Linked DNA regions of Homo sapiens: region 1 is linked to region 2. The links are chromatin contacts, found by Hi-C or POLR2A ChIA-PET in ENCODE. All regions are on one chromosome and are shown on one strand. The core of a region is the stretch at or near the end of the contact, and the rest is flanking DNA. Distances in the headings are between cores, read along the strand shown. Region 1 has its middle 8.7 kb from the start of TRS-TGA1-1. Region 2 overlaps CCDC6 (coiled-coil domain containing 6).

The links. Hi-C counts contacts between places; a loop is a spot of excess contacts on that map. ChIA-PET counts read pairs that join two places held with the same protein, here RNA polymerase II (POLR2A). Pooled maps may share reads with other maps.
Region 1: a loop to region 2 is called in a pooled map, with 4 times the contacts of the local background. The contact joins two enhancer-like sites. A Hi-C loop is called at or near these places in 1 of 37 single-sample maps with no recorded cell type and 2 of 50 pooled maps. POLR2A ChIA-PET finds 5 or more read pairs at or near these places in 1 of 52 experiments (activated naive CD4-positive, alpha-beta T cell).

Annotation. Positions count from the first base shown.
Region 1 is chr10:67,771,695-67,774,793 of GRCh38, reverse strand. No RefSeq gene overlaps it. Among named protein-coding and RNA genes, the nearest start is that of TRS-TGA1-1, 8.7 kb to the right of the region's middle. Within about 2 kb of position 1,698, at least 3 of the 41 ENCODE cell types and tissues checked have a DNase peak (open chromatin) inside an H3K27ac peak, as active enhancers do.
Region 2 is chr10:59,880,501-59,883,710 of GRCh38, reverse strand. The region is part of intron 1 of CCDC6 (coiled-coil domain containing 6); the gene reads left to right. Among named protein-coding and RNA genes, the nearest start is that of CCDC6, 24 kb to the left of the region's middle. RefSeq lists enhancers at 2,248-2,397, 2,628-2,677. Within about 2 kb of position 1,875, at least 2 of the 41 ENCODE cell types and tissues checked have a DNase peak (open chromatin) inside an H3K27ac peak, as active enhancers do.

The DNA.
Region 1 (3,099 bases), core at 449-2,948, 7.9 Mb before region 2:
GTGTTTTAATTCTTGACTGTTTTTCTAGTATACCTAGCTTTTCTGGAGTATTTCTTTTTCTTTTTTAATTTTTTTGAGACACGGCCTCGCTCCATCGCCCAGGCTGGAGAACAGTGGCGTGATCTTGGCTCACTGCAACCGCTGCCCCCCGTGGTTCAAGTGATTCTCCTGCCTCAGCCTCCCAAGTAGCTGGGACTACAGGTGCCCGCCACCACGCCCGGCTAATTTTTGTGTTTTTAGTAGAGATGGGGTTTCATCATGTTGGCCAGACTGGTCTCGAACTCCTGACCTCAAGCCACCCGCCTGCTTCAGCCTCCCAAAGTGCTAGGATTACAGGCATGAGCTACCATGGCCGGCCTTGGAGTATTTGTTGAAAATGAGACCAAACATAAATTAGTTATTGCTTATATATATTTAAATTTATTTGTGTGTATGTTCTTAAATCTATGTGTGTGCATGTGTGTGGAGTGTGTGTGTGTGTGTGTGTGTGCATGTTGAGGAGTGTGTATGTTCCAGGAAACCATTAAGGACTGGAGAAGTTTCTAGCCAAGGATGTCAATATGTGAAAGGACCAGAAATTGCTATTCTGTTCTGTGGGAGTGTGTAAGGCAGCCTAACTTGTCTTATGGAGTCATGCTGGGCAGTAGTATGAGACAAAGTTGAAAAGATGTTAGGGCCAAATTATGAAGGGCCTTGTGAATGAAACTGGGAAGCTTGGCCTTTACTCTGCCAGCCACCTACTGGACGTCTGCGGGCAGGAGAGAGTGGTGGTCAGAACGGTGTCTAGAAAGAGGCCATGGTGGTTGGGCATGGTGGCTCACGCCTATAATCCCAGCACTTTTGGAGAACGAGACAGGCAGATCACCTGAGTTCAGGAGTTCGAGACCAGCCTGGCCAACATGGTGAAAACCTGTCTCTACTAAAAATACAAAATTAGCCGGGCGTGGTGGTGCATGCCTGTAATCCCAGCTACTTGGGAGGCTGAGGCAGAAGAATTGCTCGAACCTGGGAGGCAGAGTTTGCGCCACCGCACTCCAGCCTGGGCACCAAGTGCAAAACTCCTTCTCACAAAAAAAAAAAAAAAAAGAGGCAATGGTGATGGTGACTAAACAGCCTTACGCAGTCCAGGGATGCCAGGAGAGAAGGCTCCTCCAAGTCTTTCCTTTCAAGGATAGAATATCTCATATTCAGGGGTCATTGACACATATCATGCAGTTGATATATATTTTTTAAAAAGTGTTCAGAGCTGAATCTGGAATGATGAATGTTACACAGGCTGGGGAATTATATTGTAAAACCAATCATGAGCTATAATAGGCACCAAAAAAAAAAAAAAAAAAAAGGCCTAGATCAGAGAGAATGTCAGAGCAGCTGCTGTTAGCCTCTCAGAGATGGCCTCATGCAGTCCCAAACACATCCTCAGCTAGAGTCAACTCTGGGCAGCTTTGTACATCAACTCCCAGGGAACTTGTTCCTCCCTTTATCCAGCTCAGAGAGACAAAAGAGCAAAGAACATTCCACTCCTTCAATAACATGAGTCAAATGGCCTTTTTTTATCCCTGTCCAGTGGCTCCCTTGAGTTGGTTGCAGATACCTCTATGAGGGACCCATTCTGGTGAAAAGGGGAAGAGAATACCAGCATGTGATCTCATCTTCACTTCCTCATCTATAAACTAGCTGTGGTCTGTTTTGGATGTTAAATGAATGAACACTCATCACAGTGCCTGACCTGTGGTTAGAACTTAGAAAATGGCAGTGACTGCTGACAATGCCATGAGGTAGAAGTAATTATTATTACCACTTAGTGGATAAGGAAATTAAGGCTCAGAGAGGTTATGCAAACTGCCCAAAGTTACATAGCAAGAAAGGGAAGGAGCCTATATTTGATGCTTGGTTGCTCTGACTTCAAAGTCTCTGTTTTTCCTATTCCTTCAAATTCTTCCTATTCCTTCAAATTACTTCACAAATAAACTTGCAAACCTGGTTTCAGGTTACATCTTAACATGCTCAAGGGCTGAAAAGCTTTGTTTACAACAGCAGATACAGTACTAACTACAGAGAAAGGAGAAACTAGGTAAGCATTTCCAGGACCTGCACCCCATCTGCTGTCAAGTGGAGCAGACAATCCCAGTGTACATGAGAGGATTCTGGAAGGATTTGGGCCATTCTGATGTACTGAGATAAAATGATCTTAAAAAACATTCATGTCCTTTCTTGGTATCTTTGTGTTAATGGAAATAATGAGATTTCTTGGATGTGTATAAACCAGGAAGAACTAGTGAAACGTCAACCAGCCTCTTGACAGTGTCCCACTTAATGATATCTTCACAGTGATAACCTGGGAAGAACTTTTTTTATTATAGTGAGGAGAGTCCTCTAGAGCAGAAATAAACTATAGCCACAGGCCAAATCCAGCCCACTGTTTTTGTAAATAAAGTTTTATTGGAACACAGTCACACTCATTTGTTTACAGATTATCTATGGCTGCTTTTGTGATACACAGGCAGAGTTGAGTAGTTGCAACAGAAACCATATGGCCTGCAACACCTAAAATATTTACTGGCTGACCTGTAGAAAAAGTTGCTAACTAATCCCTGCACTAGAGGTGGGTACCAAAATTAAGTGCAGCATTTCTGTGCTCCAACATCCTAAGCACAGGTTATTTCAAAACACTAGCATTCTGTCTCCAATGATGGAGACAGATGTCTTTACATCTGGAAGACAAGTAGCTTTCAGAGGGATACTGTGTATATTCATCTCTTGGAATGACTTGTGGTGTCAGATAAAATGTGTCTAAAGTTCGTGTGCTGAACAATTTTTTTTTTTTGAGACTGAGTCTTGCTCTGTTGCCCAGGCTGGAGTGCAGTGGCACAATCTTGGCTCACTACAACCTCCACTGCCCAGGTTTAAGAGATTCTCTGGCTTCAGCTTCCGAGTAGCTGGGATTATAGGCATGCGACACCATGTCCAGATAGTTTTTGTGTTTTTAGTAGAGACGGGGTTTCACCGTGTTGGCCAGGCTGGTCTCAAACTCCTGACCTCAAGTGATCTGCCTGCCTTGGCCTCCCAAACTGCTGGGATTACAGGTGGAACCCACTG
Region 2 (3,210 bases), core at 626-3,125:
ATCAGTTGAGTTGACTCCAATTTGTGTACGTGAAACCAACAAAAAGAATATAAACTTTTAATATTATGGTCCAGTTGGATAGGATTTATAATTTTGAGTAACCTTCCAGTAAAACTTTGTGATTCATTAAGTTTTTCCCTGTCATCAGCCTGTGCTGACATAAGTTCAGCTGATAGAATTGAAAAGAGCAAAGAGAAGAAAAAGTCTAGACTTCTAAATACAGTGCGAGAGGGAGATGATGGCTGCCATGAATGGTATTAGCATTGCTTCTTGTATCAAGTGTGACAGTTGGCTCATCAGGGACATCGGAGTACGTCTTAGTTTTTGATTCTGCAATACCTTTGCAAGGTATTGATACCATCATTTCACTTGGAGGTCATAAAAGGGAGAGTTTATTTCCTTTCCTTGTTCCCTGTCCCATAGCTTCCAGTATCACATTTCACTCATTGCTATACTTTAGTCCTTTTCGTAACTGACAGTGTTGTCTGCTTATTGCAAAGACACATGGTATTTAACTCAAAGACTAAGACTCAGAGTCCATTGATGGAACAGAGACTGGAGAGACCACAGTGGGCAATGGACCCAGTTGATAGGACCCTTCCAAGTCCCTGGGACTCACTGTGTTTCGGGGGTACGAATATATCATTTTTTTCTTTTTCCTACTGAATTAAACCTTTTTTTTTCAGTTAAAGTCGATCAATACGGTAAACACCCTTACACCCCTCACCTAATTTTACTAATTTTTTTTTTTGAGGCAGAGTCTTGCTCTGTCGCCCAGGCTGGAGTGCAGTGGCGCGATCTCTGCTCACTGCAACCTCCGCCTCCCGGGTTCAAGCGATTCTCCTGCCTCAGCCTGCTGAGTAGCTGGGATTACAGGTGCGCGCCACCACGCCCGGCTAATTTTTTGTGTTTTTACTAGAGGCGGGGTTTCACTGTGTTACCCAGAATGGTCTCGATCTCCTAACCTCATAATCCGCCTGCCTCGGCCTCCCAAACTGTTGGGATTACAGGCGTGAGCCACTGCTCCTGGCCAGTTTCACTAATGTTTAAGGTTACCACTTCCATGTCACCACTTCTCCCTGGCTTTCCTTCTCCCGCCGGCTTTCCTTTCCTTCTCCCCGCGGCTTTCCTTTCCTTCTCCCCGCGGCTTTCCTTTCCTTCTCCCCGCGGCTTTCCTTTCCTTCTCCCCCTGGCTTTCCTTTCCTTCTCCCCCCGGCTTTCCTTTCCTTCTCCCCCTGGCTTTCCTTTCCTTCTCCCGCCGGCTTTCCTTTCCTTCTCCCCCTGGCTTTCCTTTCCTTCTCCCCCTGGCTTTCCTTTCCTTCTCCCCGCGGCTTTCCTTTCCTTCTCCCCGCGGCTTTCCTTTCCTTCTCCCGCCGGCTTTCCTTTCCTTCTCCCCCCGGCTTTCCTTTCCATTCTCCCGCCGAGCATTACCTTTCCATTCATCCCCCCGGCTTTACCTTTCCTTACTACCCCGGACTTTCCTTTCCTTACTCCCCGCGGCTTTACCTTTCCTTCTCCCCCCGGCATTTCATATTCCTTCATCCCGCCGGCTTTCCTTTCCTTCTCCCCGCGGCTTTCCTTTCCTTCTCCCCCCGGCTTTCCTTTCCTTCTCCCCCCGGCTTTCCTTTCCTTCTCCCCGCGGCTTTCCTTTCCTTCTCCCCCTGGCTTTCCTTTCCTTCTCCCCGCGGCTTTCCTTTCCTTCTCCCCAGCTTTCCTTCTCCCTCCCTCTCCTTCCCTCTCTGTTTCTGTTCCCTTTTGCCCAACCATCTGAAAGCAGGTTTTGGATACAAGAGCACTTCATTCCTAAGTATTCGTAAGTATTCAGTGTGCCCCTCCCAGGGACAGGAACGTGGAGTGAGGATATTTTTGAGGTTACGTCTACCCTATCACACATTGTCCCCTTCATGGGGACTCTCACAAGAAAATTGTTTTCTTTGGTCTTAATACCAAGTAGAGCTCCTCAGTTTTGGGGCAACAAAAACTGCTTAGGCAGCCAGGATGTTCAGCGAAGTTTTCAAAATGCATACTACCTGTTGATCAGCATGTGTGTAATTTCAACTTTTGGCTTCATTTGAATATTGGACTTTTTTTCTCCTCTGGCCATCCATGCCTCCTCTCCCTTTAAAATCTTACACATTTATGCAAGAACCCCCCAGTGAATTTTAGAATGAATTCATGTATTAAAAATTAGCCCAAAATGAATCTGAAATTTTAGTAGGCCCTCAGCTGATCCCTAAGAGAGGAAAGGGGCATAATTGTCTCACCTCGTTATGCCCCTTCTGGGACACCAAGATAAAGAAGGTGGAATTTCCCCCATGTGAAGCCCCAACAGTTTCTTTTTTTCTTATGAATGTGCTGCCGGGATGTTCATCTTAAAACCATTCTGAAGTCTTACAGGACACATCACACTCTGGCTCACACCCACTTCTCGGGGATTGCCCTGGACCTCTCATTCTCTGGGCTGGGGTGACTGTCAGTATCAGGGGCCCAGGAACAGTGGTGAGTGGTAGGAAGTGGTGACATCTGTGATAATACAGTGAAAACAGTAGACAAGATATTGGTTGAAGATGGCTATTATGGTGGAAGATGTGGATTTAGTCAGAAGGCACATGGCTGAGGAGACTGTTGGGACCTGCTGGGCGGGGCTGAAGGGCTTTGGTTGGGGAAGGAGGAGATAAAGGGAGTGCAGCAGGGGGTCGGGCAGACAACGCTCTGCTCTGCCAGATTATAGAAAGGTAGTCATCTCTGATCATGTCAGAACTGATCGTTCCTTCCTGAGTTGCACAGAGGTGGCACTGGGCAGAGACTGGATAGCAGGACATCAGTGGTTTGAACCACCATCCTCTGTGCACCAGGCTAAATACAAGCAGTAACTCACATAACTCTCAAAAGGAGCCTGTGAGTATAAGAGTTATCCTCATTTACAGATGGAAGATGTGTCTCAGAGAGGTTAAGGAACTGGCCTAAATAGTGGACATATGCCACTTTCAGAGCCTCAGTTAAGTGGAGGCTGCTCTGTGACATGCTACCACTTTATCTTTTCCTTTTAAAAACTTTTTTTGGAGTATAACTTATACACATATGGTAAGTGTACATTTTGATTCATTTTCACAGATTGAAGGCACATGTGTAACTTGCACCCAGATCACGAAACAGAATATTACTAATACCTGGACTCCACTGTGCCCCCTTCCGGCCATTATCCCTCCA